Linked DNA regions of Homo sapiens: regions 1 and 2 are each linked to region 3. A link is a loop called in an ENCODE intact Hi-C map of the cell type or tissue named here. Cell type or tissue: Calu3. All regions are shown on one strand. Each heading gives the region's core, and the rest is flanking DNA. Links, peaks and the distances in the headings are about the cores only. Region 1 overlaps DYNC1I1 (dynein cytoplasmic 1 intermediate chain 1). Region 2 overlaps DYNC1I1 (dynein cytoplasmic 1 intermediate chain 1). Region 3 overlaps LOC105375409 (a long non-coding RNA gene).

The links. Peaks named below come from ENCODE experiments on the same cell type or tissue, not always from the same donor. Only the 100,000 strongest peaks of a DNase experiment are listed, where the experiment ranks them.
Region 1: a loop joins it to region 3, with 14 times the contacts of the local background. A loop is called at or near these places in 92 of 110 quality-filtered maps.
Region 2: it touches region 3 in a loop (2.1-fold over the local background); 10 of 110 quality-filtered maps call a loop at or near these places.

Annotation. Positions count from the first base shown.
Region 1 is chr7:95,867,337-95,877,992 of GRCh38, forward strand. DYNC1I1 (dynein cytoplasmic 1 intermediate chain 1) reads left to right here. Exons shown (of 17, transcript NM_001135556.2): 6 at 2,547-2,662. Among named protein-coding and RNA genes, the nearest start is that of DYNC1I1, 100 kb to the left of the region's middle. RefSeq lists an enhancer at 250-359. In Calu3, for the core only: a CTCF peak has its summit at 3,917 (motif pointing left); a DNase peak (open chromatin) is centred at 3,935.
Region 2 is chr7:95,789,066-95,799,721 of GRCh38, forward strand. The region is part of intron 1 of DYNC1I1 (dynein cytoplasmic 1 intermediate chain 1); the gene reads left to right. Among named protein-coding and RNA genes, the nearest start is that of DYNC1I1, 22 kb to the left of the region's middle. RefSeq lists a silencer at 4,632-4,926 and an enhancer at 4,632-4,926. In Calu3, for the core only: a CTCF peak has its summit at 6,048; no DNase peak of the experiment used is centred there.
Region 3 is chr7:95,717,492-95,728,147 of GRCh38, forward strand. LOC105375409 (a long non-coding RNA gene) reads left to right here. Exons shown (of 4, transcript XR_927774.3): 4 at 1,691-2,410. Among named protein-coding and RNA genes, the nearest start is that of DYNC1I1, 50 kb to the right of the region's middle. In Calu3, for the core only: no CTCF peak of the experiment used is centred there; a DNase peak (open chromatin) is centred at 6,290.

The DNA of each region.
Region 1 (10,656 bases), core at 2,882-5,381, 150 kb after region 3:
CTTCATTCAGTCCTCACAACTCAATGACAGGTACCCATTTTACAGATAAGAAACATGAGGCTTAGAGAAGTTTGTCACTTGTCCAAAGTTTTCCCCTACCATTCAGCTGTATGTTCAAAGCAGAACTATGAACCCAGTTTCAGAATGAGTGCATGACATCACCATTGTGCTGTATGGTCTCACCTGCTGGTTTCAGTCCGCCATGGTGGAGTATCAAATTACACATCAGCCTCCTGTTGCCCAGCACCTGTTGCTGGTCCCAAACGAGATAGGGCTGCAGCTTACGTCATGTTAGCAGGATGCCCTGAAATCCCTGCCTGTAGAGGTAGCTACCACTTAACCAGAGCTGGAGCTCCCTGGGTCTCATGCAGGTGCCCAGGGCAGTTGAGGGTTTAGGGTGATCTCTCTGTGCTCAGGTGGCCTCAATTTGAAGTGGATTATTTTCCACTTCCTTGTTTATAATAAAGACTGATCTACTGGGGCCTCAGAAAGACACTGGGCTACTAAGCAGCGGAGAGGCTTTGCCTCAAGCAGTCCTGCAATGTCTTTTCATGTTTTCTTCTTTAGGTGCTTCAAGAAAGACCCACTTCAGGCAGGAAAACATTCTTTTCTGACCCAGGGAGGTTTTAAAATAATACCTTGAATGTCTTACTTTGAAACTTTGAGGATTTTCCCTCATTTGGTGATTTTGTTTCTGATATATGGTATGTGCTTTCCCCATTTCTGTGTAAGAAGGGAGCAAGGTTTGTCACTTGTGCAAAGCTCAGCCTGGGCCCAGCCTGGACTCTCTTGCATTCTGTGTCCCAGAGCTCCCAGTGAAACAGGCCCATGTGGTTCAGGCCTGCGTGGAGCCTGGGCTCCAGTCACGGTCACTTAGAACACAGAGACAGCCAGCGAGGCTTGTCCTCTAACCAGCGTTTGTTTGTTTATTTGCTTGTACCTACTTTGAGCACATCTTAGATCTCATCTCAATTGTGTTAGTAACTCATAGACAAGAAGAATTTTTGTTTTCCTACAGTGTTTGGGAAATTGTATGTGAAAATTCCTAACTGTGCCATGCATTTTCTCACTTTATTCCTATTAATAATAATTTAAAGAAAAAGAAATAAGGCTGTGCCATCCGCTAGTAACAATTAAGGACAATAATATGCATAGAATATACTTCTGTTGCTCCTAGAGAGCTAGGGAATGCAAGATTTTGGCTAAATGGGTAGTATACCTTTTTTTTCTTTTTCTCCCACAGAGACGCATGCACTCCATGCCTGGAAATTTTTAGAAATAGAATATGTCCAATACTAATAACATAATAACTATATACTAAAAACAATGTTCCAGAAGCTGTTTTAAAATACATATGTTTGTAAATTATGTACATATGACTACATAATATATATGTGGCATATGCATTATGTGTATGTGGTACATAGACATTACCCATAACAATTAGAAAGTACCTCTGTCTCCGTTTTACAGATGAGGAAGCTGAGGCACAGAGAGATTAGTGACTTGTTCAAGATGAGACACACGCTGGTAAATGGTGGGGCTAGGGGTTATGTATTTAATCACCAGGTGATACTACTATACCTCCACGACTGGATGTTTCCTGGGTGTCTCAGGAGGCACTTCGATTTTTGCAGTAACTCAAGAACTCACCAGTAAGAACCTTAGTTAGGAGTTCGAGTTGGTAGGAAAACAACGGACCAAGACTCATAACCTTTCTTCTACAATTTACGAGTTGTATATACTTGGGCACATCTCTTAACGGAATCTCACTATCCTCATCTGTAAAATGGAGATTATAACATCTATCCACATACTTCATAGAGGTGTCATAAAGGCACGTAACATAATGAATCTAAAGACCCCTGAAAACCCTTGAAGTGCTACATAAATATTCAGAAATGGTTTCTTACATGGTCATGGTTAGGTCTGGAATGCTGTGCTAAGGCTTTATCACTCTGAGCCCAGTGCCCCCTTTCACTCATCTGTGCTATATCAATGTGTCTTTCAAGCAAATTCACATGCTAATCTGTGTTAGTTCCTATTCTGCAGAAATGAGAAGTGTTAAACTCATTCTTTAAATATAATCCCCTCACTGCTATGATAGAGAATGTGTTACACCATTAAAGAACCCACCTCTCTTTTTTTTTTTCAAATTTAAGAAGCATTACTTTCCTTTTCTCCTTCTTTCCTAAGAGACTAGAATCCTGTATTGCAAATGGAAGTTCCCTCAATAAATTTTAACTGAGTAGAATCTGGGATGCTCAGAATGGAAGAGGTCTCTTGTAAGCTGGACCAAGACTTTACAGATAGGAAAGCTGAGGGTCTTATCTGACATCACCCAGCCTATTAGGGCCAACGTGGGCCAAGAGCCCACGTGTCCTGACTTCCAGCCCAGAGCCAGTTCTGCTTCATGACCCTGCCCCTTGCACTCAGAAGCTGAGGGTATTTGTGGTTTGTTTGTTTTAGTGCTTTCTTTTATTACTGATAGCTCTTCTGCAAGGAATGCCTCCCCTCTCTAAGCATTTATTCTTTGTTACTTACAGAAGAAGACTGCATAAACTGGGCGTGTCAAAGGTCACCCAAGTGGATTTCCTGCCAAGGGAAGTAGTGTCCTACTCAAAGGAGACCCAGACTCCTCTTGCCACGCATCAGTCTGAAGGTAAACTATGTCTTTGGCTTACTTTCCATATTATCTCTGGAGAAATCGCTGGGAAGTAACATCTTTCTTGTTGATTTCCTCTTACCATAAGAGCTCTTCATGGGATACAAACATAATGACACTGAAAGCCAAAGCCTCTTCTGAGTTTGAAAGCTATGGAGAGGGAACTCGGTGATACTCTTCCAAGTGACCTGGCAACTTTAAATTAGATAAACTAAAGAGGTTTATCTCACTACATCGAAATCATGTGAGGAGAACAAAAATCATCAAAGAACAATGTAATAGAAACAGTGCTGAATTTTATCAATAAGAATACATTAAGCATACATTAAGAATCTTAAGCATACATTAAGATTCATCATTTACATGGCTTAGCAAACTATAGCCCACCCACCTGTTCCTAGAAATAAGGTGTTGTTGGAATACAGCTATATCCAACCATTGACTTCTGTGGTTACTTTCTTGCTGCAGTGGCAGGGTTGAGTAGTTGTGAAAGAGACCTTATGGCTCACAAAGCCTAAAATCTTTATTATAACCTGGCCCTTTACAGAAAACCTTTGCTGACCACTGATTTGGTTTGCCAATTGAGGTAACAACACACGAGAGTTTCTGACCACAATTTAAAAGTATTTTCCCATGCAAACTCCACATAGGTGAATGGAAATTGAACTCCATACCTTCTTTGTGTATGCCAGAAAAATATCAAGTGAAAAAGTCACATACGGGTATCAGAGAATCATAAAAATACACTCATGAGAGAAGTCGAAGTTGATAAATACTTCCTAGAATTCAAAACTTTATCAAAGCAAGATTATGCAAAAGCAGAAGAGGGAGATGTATTTTGAAAATAGGGTAAGTGAAAGTTTCATTGTTAGAGGCTAACGTTGTTATAGCAAAGCAAATACTCTTTTTACTTTATGTTATTTTATTCTTCGGTGGGTGAAGAGGATGTTGGAATTCTGGGTTCCTTGTTGCTATGTAGTAAGTATGGACAAAAGCCATGAAATGCAAAAATGATTAGCATTTCCCCCTTAGTGATTTACCGGAAATATAAAAATCAGTGCATTTTTGTTTATGCAAGCTACAGGTTTTCAGTTTTGGTTCTAAATAAATAACGCCAAAAGCAAAGTGAATCAGATTCCTTGAAGTCCGGGGTGCCGTTAGGCATTCTGAAAATCTTGCCTATACAAGCTGTTGTGGGGACAGTTCTTCAGTAGCAGGGCCTCCATTTCTCAAGCCCCAGTGAAATGAATTTTAGAAGCAAACAAGTAGCACCCTCTGCTGGTGAGCTTTTAAACCAACCAACCCAACAAATGAGACCTGTATATTAACGTGGCTGAAAATACAGTTAGCGAGGGGGAAAGAAAGAAAAGAAAAAGAAAATACAAAATTAGAAAAGCCTGTGAGAGTTCACCTAGTCTATCCTTGGGCCTCCAGACAAGAACAGGAAGATCGTTAAAAAACATCCTCACCACCCAACCAAAACATTTGTTTGACTTAATTTGCTGCCAGAGGTATTTGCAGAGCTGTAGCTGGAGGCATGTTTATTTAGCCCAAAACTTGACCCATAGCATAAAGTTATACAACTGAAATAGGAGAAGGAGTGAATTATTTTTTAAAATGTGTACTTAAGATATTGGAAGTGGTAAAGAAATATTTACAAGGGAAGATAAATTAAGGATGAAAAGGCATCAGCTCTAAAGTTTTAAACTGGAGCACATCAAAAGGAAAAGGCTGTACATTCCATTTTATTACTGCAAGGAGAGCTTGGGAGCCCTCATTATGCTGTGGTCCAAGCAGCAGGAAAGGGGGAATTTATTTCTCAGCTATTGGCAGAAGTTCTTTCTGTTTTGTTCACAAGATCCATCAAGCTTTTTTGTGGTGAAGGGCATTTACATGGTTCAGATTACAATACAGAACCCAAAGCTAGCTACCATAGTTCTTGACATTTAAGCAATCCTGGATGGATTTGGACAGAAAAACCTTTCAATTTGGGTTCAGCAAACTGCCCCTCACCACAGGCGATGATGCCTTGACCCTTGGCTGCCGGCAGTCACCCGGCTGCCCGGCCATAGAGGGTGCTGGTGCTCACTTTCACCTGCTGTGGGGAGGTGGTTGGCAGGAGAGCTGCGTGGAGCAGTGGACAGTTGGCACTGAGGTTCTACCATGCGGCAGATGTGGGTTGGCTCCACTGTGGGGTTTGAGCCATGGCAATGTTTTCATGAAAACTGCGCCTTTCAGCGGCAGGAAACAACTACGGAATTTTATGACACAATGAGGCTCTTGGGTGGCTAACATTTGAAGCTCTGGCATATATAACATCCACTTTGGCTTGCTGTTGCCCACAATGTAAGAAGGCATGCTGATTATTTTTTGTCATTGTTTGACTGTGGACAGTTTAATGATAATCAAACTAATGATCTCAGAGCATTGATTTGTTCTGCCTCTAATGGATTCTAGTGCATTCAAGTTCTTACACATTCCCATTTTACTTTTGAAAATGAAGGGGAAGGCACTTTGGATTTGCCCAAGCTTAAGCATCCTTTCTGTACTGTGCACCGTAATGAACATTCTCATCATAGTAAGTATTAATTTTTGATCATAATGATCTGTTATGAGAAACACTCCAGACAGTGATATAAATAAGCAAGATTTAAGTATAAATTCTCCATGAATACTGTTCTTTCAACAAGGTTAGACCTTCCTTCTCTGCAGGGAAAGAAGGCCAAGAATGGCCAACACTGACTTGGAGAAGGATACCTTTGCCCCAATATATTTGAAACACATAATTTTATTCCCAAGTAGCAAGAAAGGAAAACGAAATTATGGTCCCCTCCAAGGCTGCCTCTCTGTTGCCTATTATGAACCCATTTCTGTACCAACCATGAGGTCCTGGGCTTAGGGAGCCAGTCTTTTGCATCTTTATTATAGTGAGTGAGTGCATGGCTTATCCTGAGTACCCAAGAAATGCTGTTGAACGACAAAGATAATGCCAGACATCTCTAGAAACACCAAGTTCACTATGTTCCCCCTGGGGGAATGAGAATTTCTTAATCTGCTGGAAAGATGCAAGCCACACTGGAGGAAGGAGGAGGAAATTTCTACAACCTGGTACATAATCATAGTTTGTTTTGATAGTCACCTGGTATCTTGTGGTCAAGGTTTAATCTCTACTCAGGCCCAGTAGCAAACCAAGACATCTCTCTCAAAGGGAGAGTAATGCAATAAAGAGGCCACATTATTATTCTAAAATCTAAGCACTTCTTCTGAGACTCACCTCTTAGGGACATTTGTTTGATTTGCCATAGACACTTGGGGCACCATTGGGTCAGCTGGACCATAATTTCCAAGTAGTATAGCCATTTGAAAGAAAAACTTTCAAACCACTGGGTAAATGGATTGAATAAATAGGTGCAAATGTTGAACATGTTGCCTGCAAAACCCAGAATGACCCACTAAGCATTTCGACTCTTAATATTAGAGAATTAAGGTATTCACATATACTTTGGAGTTTACCAGATGACTAGACCAATAGAGACTTTCTTAAGGTAGCGAGTACTTATGTTTTCAAAGATTTTTCCTCCATCCTCTGGCCTACATAATGTCTTAACTAGGTCTTAAAGATACCAGCTACAGCTTCCTCTCCAGGTCCTGCTGACATGATGCTCCATGTTGAAGGTGAGATTGACAAGGGCTACAGATAGAGAACTGGCTCAGCCCTGAGGTAGGATGATGAAGATGCAAAGAGAAAGGCTGCAGGTCTTTGGCTGTCAAGCAAGGCTTAGTGTAGAACATGGTTTGGAGGTACTCCCAGGCCTCCGTATTCTTACCTACATTCAATTTCCCATTATTTCCTGATCATTGCTGTCACTTTCACATAAGTCACCTGGTGACACTAGCAATTCCACAGACCTTATTCAGAAACCCACAGAATTTAAACTTTGCATTTGACTTTGACATTTTTGTAGATACTTATCACAAGCAGAGAAAGTCCATGGGTCTATGCCTAGATCTAAAATATAGAGACTTCAACCTGTCATCTATTTCTTACAGCTGTCCAGTCCCATTAGAAGTATCCACCTCATCCTAGTGTCTTTAAATTCTTCATGCCACTCACACTATTCAATAGCAGTGAAAATTTGATCCCCTAAATCCTTCTTTTCAACGGACACTTCATTAAAGATCACCATAGAAGAAAAATTATGTAGCTATTTGTTACAGCTGACAGATTCCCATTCCTGAACTCTTACTGAATTTTTATTTTCTTTAGCATCAGCTATGGCAGATAACCAACATCAGCTTCCCACGTGACTATCTCCTGATGGTAGTTTCTGTACCAGACTGAGTTTGTGGTTGCTGACAATAGAAACTAACTCTAATTAAGTTTAAACAGAAAAAAAGGTTTGTTGAGAAGATATGAGATACTTGATAGAATTGACAAAAGAAAAAAAAGCCAGAGCATTAGGTTTGAAATAAAAAGTAAATTAGGTAGCTGCTATCGACTGGATTGTGTATCCCCACAATTCATATATTGAAGGCTTAACCCCTAATACGACTATGTTTGTAAATAGGGTTTTTAGGAGGTAATTAAGGTTAAATGAAGTCATAAGGGTAGGATCTCTAATTGGTGGCCTTATTAGAAAAAGAAGAGAGAGAGAGAGAGAGAGATCTTTCTCCCTGTGTGTGTGTTCACCGAGGAAAGGCCATGTGAGGACACAGCAAGAAGGCAGCTGTCTGCGAGCCAGAAAGAGAGCTTTCACCAGAAAATGAACTGGCTGGCACCTTGATCTTGGACTTCCCAGCTTCCAGAACTGTGAGAAAATAAATTGTCCTTGTTTAAGCCACCCAGTTTATGCTATTTTTCATGGCAGCCTGAGCAGACTAAGACAGCAGCTAACACAGCAAGATCATACCAGTTAACCTTCCTGGTTAGAAGACCTGAGCCTCCTGACTTCCGGTCACTGGATACTCTCTGTTAGGCTCATGATTTAAACTCTGTAGTCACTGCTGGCTTGGAAACCTCTAACTCTCTCTGCCTCTTGACAGTGTTCCCTCAAGGGAGTCCATTAGCCAGGACTAGGTTACATGCCCCTGTGTCAGCTGTGAGGGACAAGGCAGAGAAATAACTGCCCAAGTTCAGCTTCCCATAATGTTTGGGGATGCTATGACTCAACTTTGATCTATTTTTATATCCTTCCTTTTAGAACAATGGGTGTTTGGATGCTAAGTGGCCAAGAATATATATTGGAAAAATGCCCACTTTGGTGTAAGAAAAAGAAAAAAAAGGGAGGTAAAGAGAAAAATAATATTTATTATGTGTTCAGCACACTCATATACATTATTACGCTTGCAGCATTGCTAGAATTTACTCACCTTATAAATCAGAGGTGCCGAGAGAATGCAGTTCCTTTATTTTATCTGCAGCCATTTATAATACCACTAGTTGACATGGAGAAAATATACAAAATAAACAACTTTAGTTCACTCTCATCTTTTAAACCGTCCCTGTTAGTATGTTCCATTAATCTTGGGTAGAAATGCCCAAATTCATAGAGTCCCCCTCTCATCTGCATCTCTCTCTGAGATCATGGTCAATTGTAGAGGGAAGAAAGATGAGGTTTACATGATCTAATGGCCTTGGTGGAGATAGGGAGGATGAGGGACTCTGGCCTTGTGCTAGTCCCTGGCAGCATGCTGGCTGACATCTGTTGCCCTCTGGCATGATGTCCTTTGTCCACCTGGGCACTGGCACCCTGTGTTAGAGTGTGTAGCTGGTGAACTTGTGATTTGTTCTTTTGGCTTAGTTTGGCAATGTTCCTAGGGAGCATTGGCTATCTCTCTTTTGATGATTTAGTCTCCTCTCAGCTGTCATGGTCTCCAGACCTTGAGTTGATGCCTTGTCCTTTCTCCATCCTAGAGGTCTACCTTCAGCCCATGCCATGCCTTTATCCACCACAGCAGATCTCTTGGCATACTGACTCTCGCTTTGGTGCCCATGCCTCAGAATATTTAAGGGAGATCCTCACCTGTTCTTTTCTCAGTCTTATCATGCCAGTCACCCCCAGGGAGGCTCAGATGCCTATGGTGAATAAGATCTATTGCATGGTGGTCTCTTTTCAGATTCCCAAAAAAGGAGTGTGGTTCAAGAACCCTGTGCTCATTCCTCCTCTTAGTTTAACACTCCACCTCTCCTAATGCTTCCCCCAGAAAGTGAAAATCCAGATATATCTGAAACTTTGTCTCTTCTTCCGAAATGCTCCTATCTGGAAATAAATTCCCCTGTTTAACTTCCTTCAATTTATATCTTCATTCTACCATGGAGTCTCAAGGTTTTACTGTTCTGGACAGAAGGAGTGATCTTGGTAGTTATTGATATTTTAAATGGTAAGGAAAAAAACTGGAATATCCTTTCTCCCTCAATTAAACTTGGCTCTCAAACTACAGTGGGATTACAAAATTCAATGTTTTGAGATGGAAGCTGAGTTTTACCTTAGCTGTTTTATTTTCATTCTATATCAAATTCTAATCTCTCTACTGGCAAAAAAAATGCCCTAGGTACACTAGGGTGAATATCATTACATTCACAAAGACAAACAGAAAAGCATATTAATAATTTTCAAATATAAGCCCCGCTACACACAAAAATTATTTTTGCCTACCTCTCATAATCAATGACACAGTCAAGAAATAGCAGAACTAAATAATATTACAAGGCATAGCAAACCTTTAATTCCCTGGAGAGTAACAACTGATATGTTGACTTACTTAAGAAACATCTAAGGTTCCACTTCCAGCATAAAGTAGACACAAGAGATAGAGCACATGGGGCATGTGAGATGGTCCATGAATCTACTTCCCAGTAAAATTGGTAAAAATGATAACAACAACAAAACCGCACAACTATTTAAAATATCTGGGAGCAGTCCTAATAGCATATAGCAAGTAAAAAAAAGAAAAAAAGAAAAACATTTATCTAATAAAACTAATCACAACTTGGTAAAAACAGGAAGATTCTATGGTATTTGAACCATACTCCATTCCCTCCTTGCCCCCAATTCAGCTTTAAGGAAATTACTTCAGGTGGATGCAGCAGAAAACACAGGGCTACCTCTCCTGCCAGCTCCCACTTGGAGAGCTATTGTATCTTCCTGGAAGAGGCAAGACATTAGCATTTCTCATACTGCCCCAGCTACTTGTTTCAGAAGATAAGTTCCAAGCAAGTGTGAGTACAAGGTGGGGACTCCCTTTTTTCAGCCCAACACTAACTTGAGGGATGGAGATTTTACCTTGGCTTCAACATGCTGAGAACATGGGACCCCAACTGTCTTCTCCATGGCTCATGTGTAAAGCAGAGGTTTCATGGTGGGAAAAGCAAGCTAAGTAGACCAGAAGCAATAGCAGTACCCTACTCTCCCACACAGCCAGCTGCTAAAGCAAGGGTGTCACTCAGAAAGAAGTGTGCCATTGTCCCCTCCCCCAGCTCCAGAATCTTGGTGCAAAGATTTTGACCAGGGAGAGAGGCAAGTCAAAATCAGAGAGCTCAGAATGTCTTCTCAAAAGAGCTAACATGATTTTCAATGTTCAAGCCTAAGGGCATCCTCAAAACAATCAAGATAGTGGTGTAAAGCAATTAAGAAAAGACTGGTAGATGTGCTAAATGTGTAGACAAGCTGAAACATAGCTAGCTTACCAGACAGAACCAGGAAAACAGACAGCTAAGAAGAGCCCTTCTGGGATCACAACACATCTCAAAAACTGGTCTCAAAAACTGTAAATTAAATTCAGGCTTATTTCAACCTGTGGAGAAAATTGTGCCCCAGGGCAGTGTTGAAAACTATAGAGCAACAATTATGGAACTCAATGGCAGCAATTAGTGAAACTGAGCAGTTGAAGTGATCAGAGAAAGGAACTGCTAAATGGACTACAAAAACCTGTTACCGCAGGATAACTATGCACATGCCCAAGGCTGCGCCCTTCCAGGACCAGTATGAGAG
Region 2 (10,656 bases), core at 4,538-7,037, 71 kb after region 3:
AAAAAGTCTTGAATTTAAAAAAATACACATGAGTATCAGAAGGGTTTAAGCCTTTTAGAACTGGTTGAGAAATCTGCTCTGAATGCTGCTTCATACCACTGAGTTATCCATTCGTGTACAAAATGCTGTGTGCTGGGCCAGGGTAGGGAATTTGCAGCCAAGCTTTTCAGATGGGTATTTGCTTTCTAAAAGGAATATAAAGGTTGTGCTGATGGGGCAAATAGCAAATATCCAAATCCAAGAGCGGCATTTAGCATTTGTGTTGACATGGTCTGCAGGGAATATGTGATGGTCCTGCATTTCAGGCAGTATTGATTTTCTACACTCTTATCTGCATAGTAAGGTAGCTGGAAAAGTTGATTAATCTTTCGAGAACACCCACTTTGATGTGTTTGTACTTTGGAGTATTGAGGGACTTATTTTATGTTTTTTTCTCTTTAATCGTCTGGTAGATTTAAACAAATAGAGTGGAGTTTGCTTTGGTCATTCTGTGATACAGTTTTCCTGCCAGTGCTCTGTGAATACATTACAGGTTCCATGTATACCCAATGTTAATTTCTTGGCAGCACTCAAGGTAATCAGAGCCTGGTAAGTCTCCTGTGGTAGTGAACACCTTTCTCTGTTCACCCTAACATACCTTGCAAATGTCATCATGATCTGTGGGTGTCATGACATGCAAAATGTTGGCTGAGAAAGGATAAAGGTAGAGATAAATTTAGAATTAAAAATTTTTCAGTTTAAGAATTGATGTAGCTCAATATATTTCAAAAGTTTAACTGCAAGTAACAATTATAAATAATATGTGTATGTAACAGTAAATGTATGTATGTGTGTCCAAAACAAGTTTCTTACCATGTGCAGTACATTCTAATAATTCTAAGCTGTTACATCACAGAAATGGCTGCCTGTGACCACTGACTTGATTTTGTAACTCACCAGTGGGTTGCAACCCATGTTTTAAAAGGCTGATGTAGAGTGAATTACACACTAGGAATTAATTATCTTGTCTTGTGCTTGCTCAGATCCTTCTGTGTTTCCCTTCTGCGTACAGAGAAGTTCAGACCCCCTTAAAGCATGGCATAGCCAACTTTTGGCTATAGGGTGACCAATTTGGCCAGGTTTGCCTGGGACTTTCCTGGTTCTAGCACTGTACATCCTGTGTCCTGTGTACCTCTTTATTTATGTGCAAACTAAGATGGTTGCTCACTCAGTCTTTGGAATCTGGTCTCTGACTGCCTTTCCATTTGCGTCTTCCTCCACCCCATTTTGTACTCACTGTTCCATCCATATCTCATTACTTGTCCCACAAACTGGTCATTCTTCTTACCTCCCACCTTTGTCCATGCTTCCCCCTCTGCCTGGGAGCACCACTCACCTGTGCTTTCCTCAGGTCTGGTCTTCCTCCATTCTGATTTGTTGAGTCAACCTACTTTTTGGAAACTTTCTTTCACTGCTTTCTTGTGAGCAAGGTGGTAACCACAGACTACATGGACTTATGGAATCTTTAGTAACTCTGTGTTTTCCTCAGCTGTTATATTCTTTATCATCTGTTGAACAAACATTAGAAGGAAAACTGCTGACATAAAGTGGGTGACTATGGCGAAGAAAGAATACAAGATAAGTAGAATAAATCAATAGAGATGATATGGCCAACAGAGTGGGGCAAGAGAAGATGCAAAAAAACACAACTACAGGCTTATGCAGTGGCTAAGTGGCTGAGAGCATGTGCTGTGGAGAATTTGGGTTTGAATCCTGGATCTTCACATGCCAAAGTTGTTTGCTTTGGTTGTGAGGATAGAGTATTACCTTAGAGGCCTCTTCTCTGCATGTGCTTTTCCACTCATCATGACCCCAACAGGGATTGGTGGTCCTTAAAATTAGGTAGGCTTAATTACAAATTCATACGTATTTTGTAGTAAATTTGAGAGAGAATTAAGTGGTCTTAAGATGTGAAGATATTCTTAATTTATAGTTTTAGAAGATTAGAATAAATTGATTTTTTGTGAGCATGTGTAATGCTGATCTATTTTAGGAAAATCTAATTTTACTTTATTATCTGAATTAAATAATATTTAAATTTATTATTGAAATTAAAATTATTCCTTCATTGTGATTAATGTATCTTGATAGAAATTTCCTTTAATATGATAGTTTAAATTTGTGCTCACTTGGGGGTTGCAAAAACAGCTGGATGGCTTAAATTTGCCTGCATCCTCTATCGAGAGAGAGTGCCCATTTCAGGCAGGCCTACTGGCCCATGTTGTCTTGATTTAACTTTGTTGCACAGAGAATCTGGCTCCTTTATCATACAGCAGGCCAAGGACTCAGAGTCAAAGCTAAAGCTAGTCATATCTAAAGATTTGCTTGTTATCAGTTATTTTAAAGATCAGTCTGCCAGGTTACCTGAGAGTAGTTTATTTTTAGACATGTTCATTTATCATCTTAGCAACTCAGAGAAAACAGCTCCAAGCGCAATAGATGGCTCTGTTCTAAAGCATAGATTATTTTTACATCACTGTTAAAGAGAAAGCCCAGCCATCAACATGATAATTTATCCTCAAGGAATTTGGGGCAATAAATTCAAGACTGCTGAATTTATTCGTTGAGATAATCAATAGAGATTGTCAATTATAAATTAATGGATTTTGCTAAATCATCCTTTTAGAGTCGGAAAACAGAGATTAAAAATGTAAATCAGGCAGGAAAAATTATATCAATAGATATATAATGGTAGTGATTTAGTAAAAGATAGTTGAATGGATGAGACAATGTTAGGAGTATGTGTTTGTTGCACATTTGTACTAATGAGTGAGACAATGACTCTCCCCCGCCATTCCCTATGGGAAGAAAGATTTGTTGCATAATGAGGAAAAATTTCTCTGATTTTCGTCCTTTAAAAGCATAGAATGCTGAGTCAATTTATTGATGATTGGAAAGTTCTCAAAATTTTAGTGAAAATATGCACAATATGGACATAATGTCTCCAATAGTTGTTTAGCAATTCAAGAGACATTTATTGAGCACTCAGTGCTAGGCACTAAGGTACAGAAGTAAATTAGACATGGCCCCTGTCTTAAGAGCTTTAAGTCTAACAGGAGGAGAAGAATCACATTAACAGAGTGTAGTCATGCACTATGGTACATGTTCCAGCAGAACTACGTGCAGGGTACTCTAACAGCACCGGTGAGGGGTGCATGATCCAGTCTTGTGCTGGGATTTAGACATGGTACCCCAAAATAAGGCACCTTGGCATATTGAATATTTTAAGCTGAAGGAACTTGAGAAATGGCATGTGCAGGAAGGTCTCTCTGACCGTCCCCTCCCCTTCTCTGAAGCAAGTCAAAGGACCCTCATGTGAGAGGGAGGGTGCATCCTTATCTCTGAAAACACAGGATACAGAGAGGAATCTGAATGAAGAGGCCAGGCTATGCTTCCCCTAGTTGCTACTCTTAGATAATACTTGTTTTGGCCAGTCAATGTTTTCCCCACAACTCTTCATTCTTCATGAAGCCTACTACGAAAGCATTCAGGTTTAACTGTTTCTTTGGGTCTTCATTTCCTTATGAAGCCTCCCATACCATGTAAAACTTACATTAAATAAATTTGTATGATTTTCTCCTTCTAATCTGTCTTTCATTACAGGAGTCTCAGCCAATGAACCTAAGATAAGTAGAAGGAAAAGATATTTTTCCTCCTCCACACTGGATGCCCTAGGAAGGCTTTCTGGAGGGGATGTGATTGAGTTGAGACAGAAAGATGAATAGGGGGCATCAGGTTAAACATGGTGAGAATAACATTTCTGGAATTTGCAAAGGTACAAAGGCAAAAAAAAACCACTTGGTATGCGCCAGTAAATTGTGAACTAGGGAGTGGAAGGATATATGGATGGAGAGGTGGGAAATAAGAGCATCTCATGTGCCCATGGTAAGGAGTTGGGACATATTTTCTAACAGTGTTTTAAACAGTGTTCTGTCACCCAAATCTGATGGGTACACTACCATCAGATTTGGTGATAGAAAGCTCACCCTGATATTGCGTGGAGGACGTATCATCAGGGCGCAAGTTTAGCAGAGGAAGATGAGTTAGGAGAGTATTGCAATTGTCAGAAGCAATGATGAAGACTGGCCTCATGCAATGTGAAAGGACATGGATCAGAGAGGGCAAGCTGGTAAATATTAGGTGGTCAAATTGGGAGGACTTGAAAATTGGTTGTGGGGTGTGGTGAGTTCGAGGATTTGGGGCTGACCAAGGAAAAGACAAGATGGCAGCATTACAAAACAGCTTTATTGGGTGGTACTTGGACAGGACTGGATGAGAGGAAGTCTCTCGTGGCAGACCTCCCAAAGACAGCAGCATGAGGCCACCACCCAGAAGTGGAAGAGGAAAAGGGAACTCCCAGGGCAGAAGGGAATGGAAGTTGCGGCCTATAGGTCTAGGTGATGTTGCTCAGCTGCAAGGTGGGGAGTCTCTGGGTCAGAGAGTTCCAAAGAGCAACAGCAGTTTAGAATTATTTCTATAGCCACAGGGTTTGTATTATCTATGGCTAGCAGATGTTGGTTGCACACAGAGTCTAAATGGCTAAAAATATGCTTATTTGAACTCTATTTTAACCAATTGGATGTGTGAGAATTTGTGTTTTATGCCAGTGGGTTATGAGCTAATGGTCCCAGCCTGCTGTGAAGAAGTAAACAGCATAGGGACCAATGTCCAGGGGCCATCTTTAACTCGTTTACGTAACAGGCAATGTTTACTCAGTGCCTACTATGTGCCCAATGTGATGCTGAAGAGCCACCGTGTGAGTTCCAAAGGAAGCTGTGTGATGCTCTATGGAGGATCCACCCCTTTCTATGTGCTCCTTGGGAGTGCCGCTTGAGATGGAGCAGCTCCTTTCTACTCAATGAATGTTTTAGAACCTCTAGGCGCACAGATGCATAATTTCCTGTTATATAAAGTGCAGTCATGGTAGCTTTCTTTGTTTGGCTTCTTTGCCTGATACTTGGCCTAAGTATACGATTTATCTTTCCTATCTGTTTTGACCTAAGGTTGTGTGTTTCCTGAGGATCCTGTTGCAAGTCCTTACTTCTTTCTTCATGTAGTTATCCTTGTGACAGTGCCTAGAGGGCTCCCATCTCCTTTCTTCTGATTCTGTTTTCCGGTTCCTCTTCTGCCCTAATTTCCAGTGACCCAATTCCAAAATACTGCTCTCTAGTTGTCCAAACTGTTCCATCTTTAGTTTTATACTCTTTCAAGGATTCTACTTGAGATTCTCATTTCCTAAGGACTCTTGATATCATCTGAGTGTTTCTTGAAGGAAGATACTCTAAGAAATGAATGGCTGATTCTGTTAATTGGGGAACAGTTTCCTTTCCAAAGAGAAGCATATTGAATCTCTAAATTGGTGGAATGCACCATAGGGGTCAGAAATTAAACAAAAATTTTCCAAACTTTTTGGCAAAGACGACAGTGGCTTTTGAGTCCTTTAAGATTTAAGAGCTCTCATCTCTACTCTGTTAACTAGATGAGAGGGCAGATACCCTATGGATTGATTTTTCTCTCTAGCATAATGGGCCTCTGTACTGAGGGCTCGAGAGCCTCTCCTGTTTAATGTGCTGCAATTGCCAATGCTCAAGTTACAGTTAAAGTAGTACAATTTGGGTAGCTCAGAATCATAAAACAGTGAAAATAGGACTAGAGACAATATGTAGACACAACAGTCTTAAATACATGTCACAAATTCAGCAAGAGTGATACTAAAGGCTTAATTTTAGAAAAATTTCTGAATTTCCTAGTCAAGAATTTACCCAATATGAATAAAATTGAGAGGAACCTAGAAAAATCAACATAATGTTTCAACTGTGTGTATGGATTGAGATAGTTTTTCCTCCAAAATAGTAGTTCTCTACAGCCACAAATAGGTCCTTCCTATGTAAATGAAACTCCTGCAGTGCTTGGGACTACCCAGTATTGGCTTTGATGGGGTGTATGGGAATTTCAGAGGAATGCTTTTCCTTCTGGTGTCAGCTCTCTCATGCAATTTACATGTGATGCCACCAGGTGGTGATACAGAGGGATAGCAAGACTGGACCGGAAGTAGACTGATCAGCATCCATCATAACGGCTTTTTGTTTAAGAGCTTTCTTTGGATTTAAATTAGTAAAATCTTGAATAAGTAAACACTGGAAGGAAAGCATTATTTAATGAAAGTGCCCAATAATGAGGAAGTCTGACATTTCCATTTTAACTCTTCCATTTAATGGTTGTAAATGTGTATGACTATATCTGTTTCCCTATTTATGGGTAAAATGCTGGTACTGGATTATATAATCCTTGAAGTTCTTGTTTTGAAATGAACATGTATAATTGTAATTATTAAAGCAGTCTATTAATGCTATTCACAATAGCAAAGACAGCGACTCAACCTAAATGCCCATTAATGGTAGACTGGATAAAGAAAATGTGGTATATGTATGCCATGGAATATGATGCAGCCATAAAAAAGAACGAGATCATGTCCTTTGCAGAAACATGGATGGAGCTGGAGGCCATTATCCTTAGCAAACTAACGCAGGAATGGGAAACCAAATACCAGATGTTCTTACTTGTAAGTGGGAGCTAAATGATGAGAAGGCATAGACACATAGAGGGGAGCAATACACACTGGGCTCTGTTGAAGGGTGGAGGGTGGGAGTAGGGAGAGGATCAAGAAAAATAACTACTGGAAATTAGGCTTAATACCTGGGGGATAAAATAATCCATAAAACAAGCCCCCATGTCACAAATTTATATAAGAAACCTGCACATGTACCCCTGAACTTAAAAATAAAAGTTAAATTTAAAAAAGTAAAATGAATTAAAAATGCCTCTGTGAACAAAGATGATGGTTTGCAAACTCCTCAGTGATATGAAGAAGCCTACTAGATATAATTGAGGTCTGTAAAAATCACCCTTTGTTTTCTCTTGTAAAATTAAATATAATTAAGACCAAAAAAAAAGCAGCCTACAGCAAAATTAGGACAAAGGAATAAAAAAAATCACACAAACATAAATCTATAGTTCATTAACAACTGTCTTACTTCACTTTACAACCAGGCTAACGCCCATTTGTGTGTGTGTGTTTAGTGAGGGGAGAAGGAGAATGGGGAATGAAAAGTGGCTTCTCAGTTAGTCTTCCTTACCTGTTACCTGGCTTAGGCAAGTGAGAAATCTTTCACACATTGTTCTATGGGGTCTCTCTCTCTCTCTTTCTTTCCTTCTTTCTTTCTTGACGGAGTTTCACTCTTGTTGCTCAGGCTGGAGTGCAATGGCGCGATCTTGGTTCACTGCAACCTCCACCTCCCAGGTTCAAGTGATTCTCCTGCCTCAGCCTTCCCGAGTAGCTGGGATTACAGGCGCATGCCACCATGCTCTATAGGGTCTTTTCTTTAAGGCCTCACTTTCCTCCTAACTCTAGTTTTCTTTATGCTGTATCTAGAAGTCTTACTCAGATCTCCCAGGTATTTTTAAATCATAGTTTGTGGAATTTTTGACTCTAACTTGAATGTTTAATGCTGAGTGATTTTGTTAGTCTGCCTTTCACTATTTCTTTTCCTAAAAAAAGCCTGAACTCCCTCTGTTTAGATTATTTATATAAACACTTAGCAAAATTTTGTCAAGTAAATGTCTCTGTAGGCTTTAGAATCAACTCTATCTTATCAGAATTAGGTTAAGTCACAGTTGACTTAACCTAAGCTGGGGAACCCCTAGGGGTTCCCCAGAAACATTAGGGATCTGTAAGGTCAAAGCTATTTTCATAATAACACTAAAATGTTATCTGTCTTTTCTACTGTGTTGACATTTGCAATGATGATATTAAAGCAATCATGGGTAAAACTGCTGGTATTCTAACGTGATTTGAGGCAGTAGCACCAAACTGTACTAGTAGTGGCCCAAATTTCACTGCTACATGCACAGTTTTTAAAAAAATAACTCAGCTTCACTTAAGAATGTCCTTCATAAAGCAGAAAAAAAATTAGTTACATTAAATGTCTACTCTTGGGTATATGTCTTATTGTGTGACAAATGGGAACACGCAAAGCCTTCTGCTACCAACCAAGTAGTTGTCTTGAGGAAAAACATTTGTACAGTAATTTGAATTGTGAGCTAAACTAGCGGCCTTAAAAAAAAAGAAACACTATTTTTTACATGAACAACTGACAAGCTAGGGTGATTCAGACTTCAGTATTTGGTAGACATTTTCTCAAAAATCAATGGTGTGAGTTTGTCACTTCAAGAACACAACTGACAATATTTGTTGCTAATGATAAAGTTTGAGCTTTCAAGCAAAAATTAGAATTTTGGGCCATCCTGAGCTTGACAGTTTTATGTCACCTAAAGACTTCTGAAAAGATTGGCGATGAAGTTACTAAATTTGATTTTCAGATATAATATAATGTGTCAATATTTGGAAGGTCTGCATGATTTATTATTTTCCAGTTACATTTTCCAAGTAACCTATTCATGACATTATAAAATCATACATGAGTAAAAGATCGATTCAACGTTTAGGATAGACCAATGGATTTTAATGTAACAGAGTACAAAAAGTTCATTGATTGATATGGTTTCATATTCACATTGCCGCTAACCTTTAAGAAACTGCTATTTGTTGACTTTTGGTATAATAGTGAAGAATATCCACAATTACCTGAAGAGGCTGTTAAAATATTCCTCCTTTTTCAGATTACATATCTGTGTGAGGCCAGATTTTCTTCATATACTTTAACTAAAATAACATATCACAACAGATTGAATGCAGAAGCAGCTATAAGAAAGCATTTGACTTCTATTAAACCAGATGTTAAAAAGATATGTGAAAATGTAAAAGAATTACACTCATCTTACTTTTTTTTTGGTCTTGGAAATTGTATGTTTTTTTCACAAAATGTTAATAAATAACATGTATGTTGTTATTTTAAAATAATTAAATACTTAAAGTTTTATCAGTTTTGATTTTTAACATGATTAATGTTAATAGATAACCTACATAAAAACATAAACTAAAGCTCTTTGAAGTCCTTGATAATTTTTAAGGGTATAACAGGGTACTGAGATAAAAATGTTTGAGAACTGCTCTTCTGTGGTATTAGTAGAACAGTCCTGAGCATCGTCCTACTATAAGGTGGATTTTATTTAAAATTTTGTTTTCATAGTGTACTGATGGCTGTAAAAATTTAGAAAATAACCCTCCTTTCACTGGCCAACTCCCTCCTGAGATGTCTATCACCCTCTTTTTTTTTGACTGAGCTATAGCTGTAAAAGTGGGCTCACGGTGGTCGTCTGTATCATCCCTTGGCCTCCCATCCAAGTGGAAAGAGGCAGCTGCATTTTATGAGACACTAAGCAGGTGAAATGGGGCTGTGAAAGATCAAATTTCTTACACGTATCTGTGGCAGATGAAAAGTTCAATATATGATAGTGAAGAGCTGACAAGAGCAATTGTTTTCAGGCAGGAAAAGAAAACTTATTTCTGGGTATTTTTTCAATAAGTCTGGCAACAGCTGGGCAGTGATTTAAACCTCCTAGGATTCTGACTTTAAGCTTAAAAATACATTTGCATATGCCAGCATTAGGAATGGAATCCCAAACGGCTGCCAACTTAGACAACCGAAAGGAAATAGAGATCTATATTGTTCAAAAGCTAAGCTTTGGGAGGTGCTGTTACTCTGCAGCTGTGTAAACAGAACTAAACCCTTTGCATCTCCTCTGCTAGACACTTTGTTCTAAATAGGACCAAACTATACCATGATGATATGTGCAGAAATAAAATGAAGGTGATAGAGCTCATTGTTGGGTTCGAGAAAAGCTGGACATTTTCCTTTCTCTATGGATATATGCAGACATAAGAAATGTAAAGGAGATGTAGGGGAACCTGGCAAGGCAAGAGAAGATGTGAAATTGATTTTAGTTTTATTTCCTCCCTCCTCAGTATCCACATTTCTTTCTCTCATGTTTTCCTGCCTCCCTCCTCTCCCCATTTTTTCCTCTATTGAAACTGAGGGGCCGGGTGTGGTGGCTCATGCTTATAACCCCAGCGAAGGCCCAGGTAGGAGGATTACCTGAGGTCAGGAGTTCAAGACCAGCCTGGCCAACATGGCGAAACCCCATCTCTATCAAAAAATACAAAAATTAGCCGGGCCCAGTAGCACCCACCTGTAGTCCCAGCTACTCGAGAGGCTGAGGCAGGAGAGTCGCTTGAACCCAGGAGGTGGAGGTTGCAGTGAGCCGAGATCGGGCCACTGCACTGCAGCCTGGGTGACAGAGCAAGACTCTGTCCCAGAAAAAAAAGAAGAAACTTAGGACCGTGAGCCATTTGTATAATGGAATAGCAGGAGAGACCTTCCCTGTAACTAACTTCCTAACTAGAGAAGAAACCATGTCTTCATATACCAACCCATCCTCTGGGGGAAGTGGGTAAGGTGCAGGGGATGCCTGCTGGGGACAGCTTGATATGTAATTCTTATGTTCAGAAGAAAAAATTGAGAAGTTTTCTTTTTTTTTACTGTTGAGTTAAATGACTACACTTAATTTTTTAAAAAGTTTTTTTTTTTTTGAGTCGCATCCCTTTTCCCACATGCCTTCCATTTTATAACCCATTTAGATAGAGAAGCTCCTACTACT
Region 3 (10,656 bases), core at 5,068-7,567:
TGGAGTGCAGTGGTGTGATCTCAGCTCACTACAACCTCTGCCTCCCAGGTTCAAGTAATTCTCCTGCCTTAGCCTCCCAAGTAGCTGGGACGACGGGCATGCACCACTATGCCTGGGTAATTTTTATTTTTATTTTTTATTTTTTTAGTACAGACAGGTTTCACCTTGTTGGTCAGGCCGGTTTCAAACTCCAGACCTCAAATGATCCACCCTTCTCGGACTCCCAAAGTGCTGGGATTACAGACGTGAGCCACTGTACTCGGCCTAATTATTTTTAGTAGAGACAGGGTCTTGCTGTGTTTCCCAGGCTGTTCTTGAACTCCTGGGCTCAAGCAATACTCCAGCCTCAGCCTCCCACTTAGCTGGGACTCCAGATATGTGCCACTATGAATAACTAGTTTTTAAATTGTTTGTGGCAACAGGATTCCACTATATTGCCCAGGCTGGTCTCAAACTCCTGGCCTCAAGTGATTCTCCTACCTTGGCCTCCCAAAGTGCTGGGATTACAGGCATGAACCACTGTGTCCAGCCTAACTTTAATTTTTTGATTCACCTTTCCAACTAAGGGTTTTACCCTATTGGTGTCCCAGTTTTATGCAGTGGTATCCTATATGACTTTAGTCTTATGGAGGCCTGAAGGTTTGCTTCTTGCAAACGTCCTGTGAGGCCACCAGATAAAAAATTCTGAAATTCCTCACTTGATTATCTTGTTCACTACTTTTTGTCTTCTGAATTTTTTTGATACCTTTCTACCTTAACTTTAAAATTTTCAGCTTGCAAATTTAGGAATTTCTTTTTCAGGAAAGTGAAAGTTTGTTTTTAATTATTTTATCTAGAGTTTTTGTGTTTTTTTTCCCTTAAAAGTATGTGTATATTTTTTTCTTTTTCTTTTCCTTTTTTCTTTCTTCTGTCATACTGCCAGAAATAAGAGTATTTCCACAGTACTATTAAGTAGTATATATTTAGTCTCATACAGTATGAGGGGGAGATTGAGAACCAAGAATCATGAATAGTACCTAGGTTCTATTCTTTACTAGCTATGTGATCCCCAATACTTTTCTCTTTTTCCTGTGTGTCATCTTTTCCTGGTAAAGAATGAAGGGCATGGGCTAAATGATATCTAAATCCTCATCGCTTAAAACTTGTACTGTTTCAATATTGTGGTATATTAGAACAACCACTGGCCTGGGAATCTGGAGTCCTGACTTGGTTCTTCTGCTTTCTAGCTTTCAGCTTTTAGACATGCCACTTTACTTTCTGAGTCATCATTTATTTGTCCACACACAAGAAAACAAAAGTGATAGTATCTACTTGACAAGATTGTTGTCAACATTAAATTAGACATTATTTATAAAACTTCTTGGCATGTAAGAGGTGACGATTAAGTCTTAGGAAGATCCACGTATACAGAATTCAAGGATCTCTCAGGTCCATTTACTGTTCCAAAAATCTATGATGTCAACTAAAGTTAGTGCTTAAAAAAGAAACGTTTTGCTGCAATTCTGACATGCACTCTCTAGAGGTCTCCATTACCAAACAAATCAATGTATGTTTTACTGTTGGTTATGGAAGTTCAGAAATGAAATCTATCAATCTCTTGTAAGATTCAACATTGTCCAAAGAGATTTTTTTTTTTGCGCTTTCTACATCGTATGATTTTTCTGGTCATATTTGCTCTCTTCTCTTTCAGGTTGCTGAAGAAGAATCTTACTCTAGGGCTCACTAGCAACTTTGGACTGGTGATGTATAAGACATTATATATTTCTGGGGTTTTTTTTTTGCTTTTTTTATTTACAAAAGGTGAATTTAGTTGTTTCTCTCTCATTCCCTTAGTTCAAAAATGATTAGCCCCAGATATTGCCCTATTCTTTTCCAAATTCTGGTTATACATCAAAATAAACAACCAAACAAAAACATAGGGTTAGGGGAGATTGGATGAAAGAAAGAAGAAGATGAAAGAAAGAAGAAAAAAACATTCAAAGGCAATGTTTTTCTTAACTGCTGTTCCCTTCAGTAAGATATATATTTCAGGCTGTGTCCACAGCACACACATATTTAACTAAAACAAACATTTGACAAAGCAATAGTTATCCTTACAGAGGGATATGACACTTTTATATTTCCTGTTCTAGTCTATCCTTTTTAATGGTGCTTTTGACACACTAATTAAGTCCATAAACCACGAAGGGATACCACCAATGGTTTGAAAATGATATCTTAAGGAGATGCAAAAATGTGAAAAGAGGGAGTTTCGTTTCATATGTAATACGTACTAACTGACCTAGACTTTGTGAAAGTGGTAAAAAAAATCACAGTGTGATTTCATTTCTATAAAGAATGCACATCCATATAGACTCCTTCAGGCTGGGTAGGAGGCAGTGCTGGGTTGTGCTTTCTTCTTTTTCTTTCTTTTTTTTTTTTTTTTTTTTTTTTTTGAGACGGAGTCTCACTGTGTCGCCCAAGCTGGAGTGCAGTGGTGCGATCTCGGCTCACTGCAACCTCCGCCTCCCGGGTTCACGCCATTCTCCTGCTTCAGCCTCCCCAGTAGCTGGGACTAAGGCACCCGCCACCACGCCCGGCTAATTTTTTGTATTTTTTAGTAGAGACGGGTTTCACCATGTTAGCCAGGATGGTCTCGAGCTCCTGACCTCATGATCTGCCCGCCTCGGCCTCCCAAAGTGCTGGGATTACAGGCGTGAGCCACTGCACCCGGACTGTGCTTTCTTTTTCAATCGAGGTTAGAGTTGGCCATGAGGGAACTTATATAAGATTTGGAAGGCAGAAGCAAAAGAGCAGCCATTACTCTCAGAAGGTCACTGTGGTTGGATATGGTGTTGGCCAATAGGTCAAACCTCCATGTCCATCTGCTCTTTCTTATGTCTTGCCCTGATATCCAATAGCAGCCACAGCTGATCAAAAGATGCTTGGCTACGGATCCACAGAGAGGTGGTTATGCAGAGGTAATAGCTTCCCATGCATAGCCTTCCACACGAGCTCCTGTTCTTGATCCCGCTTTGCTAGTTGAACATGCCTGCTGCTCAAATTTCCGTGCGAGCCTAGGGTTTGGCTTGCCTACACCACTGCTCCTAGGCACTCTGGCTAGGGACTTTGCTATCTGACTCCTCTTCCAGACTTTTGCTTCTCCAGTACTGCCCACATTTTTGTAAGATCTAATTCCTACTAAAAAAAAATTCCTCTTTCCATAATTCTTATCATGATTCTGCTTCTTTCACTGAATCCTGGATGATACAGATAAGTATCAATCAGTCAACAGTAGTTACCTCTGAAAACGGAAATAAAAGTGATTAAAAAAAAAACCATAAAGAAGGCTGCAGACTTTTCTTTGTAGATTTCTAAATTATTTGAAGTTTTACAATAAAAAATGTACTATTAAATCAAGTTTAGTCTAATGCTTCTCCTTACATATCTTAAGTTCAGCCTAAAGGTTTTTCTGTATATAGTAAACTATAACTTAAATGGAGACTGTAACCTACTCTTATGCCAATCACTGAGTTTTGGCCAATCAAAGGGGACCAATCGTTCAAACCGTGTTCAAATAAGGTAAACGCTAAGCTATAATCAATCCGACTGTTTCTGTATCTCACTTTTCCTTTACCTGTCTATAAATCTTCTTCCACCACATGGCTGCCCTGGAGTCTCTGAGCCTACTCTAGCTCCTGAGGCTGCCCGATTCTCAAATCGCTCTTTGGTTAATTGAACTCTGTCAAGTTTAATCTGGCTAAGGTTTTTCTTTGAGCAGTACTTATATATTACCTACATGATCAAAAGAAAAAATGAGAAAAAAGGAAAAGGATGTTTTAAAGATACTAAAGCACACCCAGAAACAGAAAAACAAAGTAGAACATAAAATTGCCATTTTCCAAATGTCCAAAAATGGATGTAAGTGACTTTTATATTCAGGTAAGTGACTGTAAAAGTAGTTGTGAAAAAAAAGATAACTGTTCTCAACTTTCCAAAAATTCAGTATCCTGGGGGAAAATGTGGGAGCAATGTGCCAGAGCCATGTTCTTCTGTCCTTAAAGTGCATAGAGATCACCTTGAGATTTGGTTCAAAAGTTGATTTTGATTCAATAGGTTTGGGGAGGGCCTCAAATTCTGCATTTCAAATCAATTTCCACTTGGTGTTGATAATATTGATTCACGAATCACACTTTGAGTAGCAAAATCCAAGGAAGCTGAAGAGACATAAAACCCAAATGCAATGCGTGAACTTAGATTGTTTATTGTTTCAAGAGGGAGAATAAAGCAATAAAAGTCATTTGGAGGACAATTATAATAGAAAAGTTAGAATGTGGACTGGACATTATAAAATATCATAACATTAATTTTGGGGGATAATATTACTATGATTCTATACAAGAATGTTCTTTTTAAGAAATATATTCTCCCAACTGGGCACAGTGGCTCAGGCCTATAATCCCAGCACTTTGGGAGGCCGAGGCAGCTGGATCATGAGGTCAGGAGTTCAAGACCAGCCTGGCCTAGATGGTGAAATCCTGTCTCTACTAAAAATACAAAAATTAGCCGGGGGCAGTGACAGGAGCCTGTAATCCCAGCTACTCAGGAGTCTGAGGCAGGAGAATCTTTTGAACCCAGGGGGCGGAGGTTGCAATGAGCAGAGATCATACCACTGCACTCCAGCCTGGGCAACAGAGTGAGACTCCATCTCAAAAAAACAAAGCAAGAAAAAAAAAAAGAGAAATACATTCTGATGTATGCAACTTTCTATAACTGTAAAGATAAATTCCTCTTGCTGTCAGTTAGTTTAAAAATGCATAATTAATTTAGTAATTATTTTTTCCTAAATACAAAGAAGTGAAGAAACAGAGGCAGAGAATGATAAGTAAATGGCTCCAAATAACCAGTAGTTGGAGGTGTAGTGTAAGGTGCTACTTTGGAAATGACGATTTTGAATTCTTCATGATCCAAGTGTTCCTAGAACACTGCAACAGCTGAGAACTGCCCCCATCCTCCAAGTTCCAGAAAAAGGCTTACTGCAAAGAATTACCCTTCCCCAAACTTAGATAAGACTCCCTTGCTTACCTATGACAAGACACAAGTTCTCCATATTCCCATTTTTAATCTTATAAAAGATATAATAGCTGAACTGTTTTCCCCACTGACCAACTTTCTGCATCATATGATTTTCTGATTTGATCAACTGAGCAAAGTGCTGCTAACTTACTTTGACCAAGGAAAGTTTAGTCAGGCTTCTCTCCTTCCTGCAGACCTCTAAACTTTGTCCCCTGGGAGGTTAAGCAAGCATTGGAATTTGGAACAATTCCATATAACAACCCCTCTGGACCTCAGAGAATTGATACTTCCAGCTCACCTCTCTGATCACGACACCTGCTTGTCCTATTCCCCTTCTCCCAGTTCTTTGTAGCCTTGTTTACTCTTCCTTATAAAACAAAAGCCCTTTCTGCCTGACCATCGAGAGGCATATGGACCTTACAGTTAAGCATTTTCTCCATTGATTTCAATAGTTCTCCTCTTCCTATTGCAATAGTCTTTTTGAATAAAGTCACTGCTGACTTAGGTCCAGATGTGTTTTTTCATTTGACAGAAGTCTAAAGTGGGAGAGAGACGTCGCTCTGAATAAGTAAGAAGTCAGAGAAGGGGCGCAGGCAGGGAGTTGACAAGGCAGGGAGAGCCTTGGAGCAAGGACACAGGAGTCTCAGGAGCTGAATGCGACAACGGAGAAGGTCCCTGGAAGGGATTCTGATGACTGCTCAGGTGACCCTTCTGCATGACTCTGAAGTGTAACCTCAAAAATCATGTCGTGCATGGGGTAACTGGATTTCATCTGGAAAGTGGTGAAGGGGCTGATTGGTACCAAGCTGAGTATCTGGCTGAAACAGAAGCAGTGGGCAGACAGTGGCCATTAACAATACTGATAGCTAGTAGTTATCGAACTTGGGGAGTGTGCTAGGAGCTGGATGATGAACTTCAGATACTTCATTTCAAATCCATACAACTCTAAAAAATGGGCTTCATGATCCATATTTCACACCTGAAAGAATAATATTCCAGAGGCTATTAAATGCCTTCACTGAAAAATACAACTAGTAAGTGGGAAGCACTTTTCCTGGATGCCCTAAATTAAACATACCTTTGCTTGCAGTAGTTCCATCAGTGTTTATGGAACTTCTTTGTCTAACAACTCTAATGGGAAATCCATGATCACCCACCTCCAGCTATGTTCCAGCTATAGTGCTCTTCTGCTCAGCAAATAAACTAACAAATTCTCAGTTTGTCCTGCAGGTGCCACCCTTGCCATGAGATAGGTCCCCTGAGTGCTCAGGCATTCATGACTCAGGACTGCAATTGATCAGAAATTCTCAAAGAAGAAAGAAGCCTAATCATCTAATGTATGAAACCTACGTTTCAGGATCATGACCCTCACATATGGATTTACAGTTTCCTAGATCCAATAATTAATTAGAATTATTCCTTTTTTATATTTTGTTTTTAAAGTATTTGATCTATTTTTGAGTAGATAATACATTTATATGGTTCTTAATTCAAAACATATAAAAATATACAGTGGAAAAAACTCTCTTCTACCACTGTCACCCATTTGCCTAGTTTTTATGACCCAAATAGAAAAACGACTATTATTAGTTTCTTGTGTATCTTCCCTGAGTAATTTTATGCATATACAACCAAATATAAATATATATTGCTTTGCCATATTGTTCTACACGAATATTATACAAGCTGTTTTGCAACTTCTCAACATTAATATATCTTATAAATCTTTATTTTTAAACAACTGCATGGTATTTTATTATATGGCCAAATTATAATTCGTTTAATCAGTACTCTATATTTTAGGTTGATTTTAATCTCTGGTCTGGCACCGTTCCCAACACTTTACTTGTATTAGCCCATTTAAGCTAAACCACAATTCTATAAAGTACCATCAAGCACTGCATAACAACATTCTGTCAATGGCAGACCGCATATAGGATGGTAGTCCCATATGATTATAATACTGTATTTTTACTGTACCTCTTCTATGTTTAGATACACAAATACTTACCATCGTATTACAATTGCCTACAGTATTCACTACAGTAACATGGTTTACAGGTTTGTAGCCGAGGAGCAATAGGCTCTACCATACAGCTTAAGTGTGTAATAGGCTATACCTATTAGTAGGTACCACTCTGTGATGTTTGCACAACAACTAAGTCACCTAGCAATGCATTTCTCTTCAGAATGTATCCTCATGATTAAACAATGCCTGACTGTATGCATTTTTATTATCATCATTTGATAGATGAAGAGAAAAAGGCAAGGAAAAGTCAGACAATTGGCCCAAGATCACCCAGCCAGTAAGTGGTGGATCCAGAATAGCAAATGAGAGAAGACAGGGAGTTAGCAATACTTGAGGGTTGGTGCCCTGTGATTCTTCAGATGAGGGTGGGGTTCAGGATGGGAAGCCATGGACTGCCTCCCACCACCACACAGGAGAGGATGATCTATCTTCCAAAGATACTGTCCCTCTAGCCTGGGGATTTCCAGATTTCAGGACCCAGTCCATGGGTCTGGATGTAGATGTGTGAGGTTGTGTCAAAGAAGAGAGGAAAATAACCTCTCAGAATGGAACACGCTGAGATTCAAAGTAAAACAAGAAATTAAATGCCTCAGAGTACCTAGGGAATCTGCCCAACCTCACAACTCATCTATTGAGAGAAGTGGATGTGGTGGAAGAAAGCATCCCAGGCTACAAGCAGCCACTCTTTTTAAGGAGACCAGCTTTTTATCATTATCTTTATTTTGTACTTCACACCAAGGCCAAAAGATGGCACCTCTTGCCTCAGGTTTCTCTTCTGCCATGTTCCATCATCAGCCTTGTTGCTCTGGTATCTCTCTGCTAACTCTCTCAGACAAATCTTGCCTTCTTGACCCCACTGACCTTCATTATGCCACCTCAGTTGGACTGCTGCTAGCACATATGGTGCCTTTGTGCAAATTAGAGTCACAGCTGGATGTGCCGTAGGTCTGGGATCCAGAAAAATGAAGCTGTTCCTTTCTCTGCTCCTTGGTCTTTCTTTTTATGGGATGAGCATGAAAACAACCTTGCATTTTGGCCAGCTCCTTTATGTGCAGCCTGGCAGCACTTTGCCTCAGGCCTGCCCCTCACACTGGATTATTTCCTGCCCAAGGCTTTTTTTAATTGGTCTATTATCATAGTAAACTGGATGGGAAACTGCTGAGCACTCATGTATGTATAACTCAAAAACGTAGGTCAGTGTGATGGTTAATTATATGTGTTAACTTGCCCAGGCCACTGTATCCAGATATCTGGTCACACAACGTAAAATTCTGTTTCTGTGAAGATACTGTTTAAGATAAGGTTAGCGTTTAAATCTGTAGACTTTGAGTAAAGGAGATTGCCTTCCATAATGAGGGAGGGTATCATCCAATCAGTTGAAGACCTTAATAGAAAAAAACTAACCTCCCCCATAAAAGAGGGAATTCTGCCAGCAGATAAACTTTGGACTCAAACTGAAGCATTAAGTCTTCCCTGGGATTTTGGACTTTCCAGCTTCCCAATTGCCTGAGTCAATTCCTCAAAATAAATCTCTCTCTCTCTCCGTCTACCTAGAGAGATGTGTGTGTGAGTGTGTGTGTGTGTGTGTGTGTGTGCATGTGGTGTGTTCTCTGAAGAACCCTGAATAATCAAGGCAGTTATTGCCCTGTGCAATAACCTTCACTAATGTGAGGTGAGAGTCAATGAGTAAATTTTCACTCCTTTCTTTCCCTGGATGTACAGTCCTGAGTTACTTTTAGGCATCAAGCTGTATTCATTTTCTGTTGCTGCTGTAACAAATTGCCACAAACTTAGTGACTTAGAATAATGCAAATTTTTTATCTCCAGTACTTTAGGTCACAAGTCTAGGTTGGCTTGATGGGTTTCTCTGCTCTGGGTTTCAGAAGACTAAAGTCAAGGTATCTGCTGGCTTAGATTCTTTGCTGAATGCTCTGAGGAGAATCCAATTCCAAGCTTATTTGTGTTGCTGGAAGAATCCATGCCATGTCTCCAAGACTGCTCTTGTCTCCAGTTAGGGAAGTTCTCTGCCTCTAAGAGCATATGTGATTAGATTGGGCTGGCTCATCTATTAATTTCAGATAATCTCCCTATTTTAAGATCAGCTTTTTAGTCACCTTAATTACATCTGCAAAGCCCTTTCATAGTAGTGCCTATATTTGAGTTTGGTTAAATAACCAGGTGATGAGTATCTTCGGGGAGATCTTTAGAATTCTGACTATCACATAACCAGTCATCCATGGTGGTAGCCAACTTGACAACCCGTCTTTGTATTAGCTTTCTATGCTTTCCTGCTTTGCTTTCACTATCTCTTACCTTTACTTCCTAGATCATAGCTGCCAATAAAGTGTTGGAGTTTGAGCTTTGTCTCAGGCTCTGCATATTGGGGAACCTGTCTATAGTACTTGTAGTGGACCTTTAGAGTAGGCTTCAGGATGGGATTCTGAAACTGGTTTGCTCACAAGTCAGATGGCCATAAGGGACCCATTCCTGAAGTCATGCAGCAGCATGGCATAACCTCTGGCATTTCAATTACCGAAGTTCTCACCTGTGGTTTGATGCAGTGAGATACAGGTGGCAAATAAGATTGTAGGTTACACTCTGCTTATGGCACTTGAATGATACTGGAATAATGATAATCCTATAAATTGTGGACAGGGCTCTTCTTTCATCTTAAAAATTGAACATTTTTTTCTTTTGAGATAATTGTAGATCCATAGACAGGCATAAAGAAATACAGAGAGATACTGTGTACCTTTTATCCCCCAATGATAATACCTAATAAAACTATAGTACAATATCGCAACCAAAACATTGACATTCATACAGTCAAGTTACGGAAGATTTCCATCATCACAAGGATCCCTCATGTTGCTTTCTTATAGTCACATTAATTTCTCCGGAACTCCCAGATGCTTTATCCCCTGACACCCACTAATCTGTTTTCCATTTCTATAATTTTGTTCTTTTAAGAACACTACATAAATTGAATCACATGGAATGTAAAATTGGAGATTTTTTCTGACTCAGTGTAATTATCTAGAGATTCAGCTGAGATGTTGTGTGTACCAATAATTTGTTTCATTTTACTGCTGAATAGTATTTCATGGTATGAATGTGCTGCAGTTTGCTCAGCCATTTACCCACTGAATGACATTTGAGTTGTTTCCATTTTTTTGTTATTGAGTTTTAATTTAATATCATTGTGGTCAGAAAACATATGCCCTAAGAATTCAATATTTATTTTTAAGTTAGATTAGATTATGATAAATTTCATAATTTCAGTGATCCCATGGGATTAAGCAATCAGTCACACATATGGACAGCCAACTTCATAACACATCATTGTTCTGGCCTTCCCTGCTTCACTACCATTGTTTCTCATGCTTGCTCCATGGATCACACTCTTTAATAAGATATTGGCACATGAGCTTTTTTCTCAGGCTCTGCTATTTGAGAAACCTAGGTCAAGACAGGTGTAATTGCGTGTTAGCCTCTTATGGTTGCTCGCCATAATCTCAGAACATGCTTTGTGTACTAGTGCCCCTTGTCAGGAAGGTGAGATAGAAGCTGGG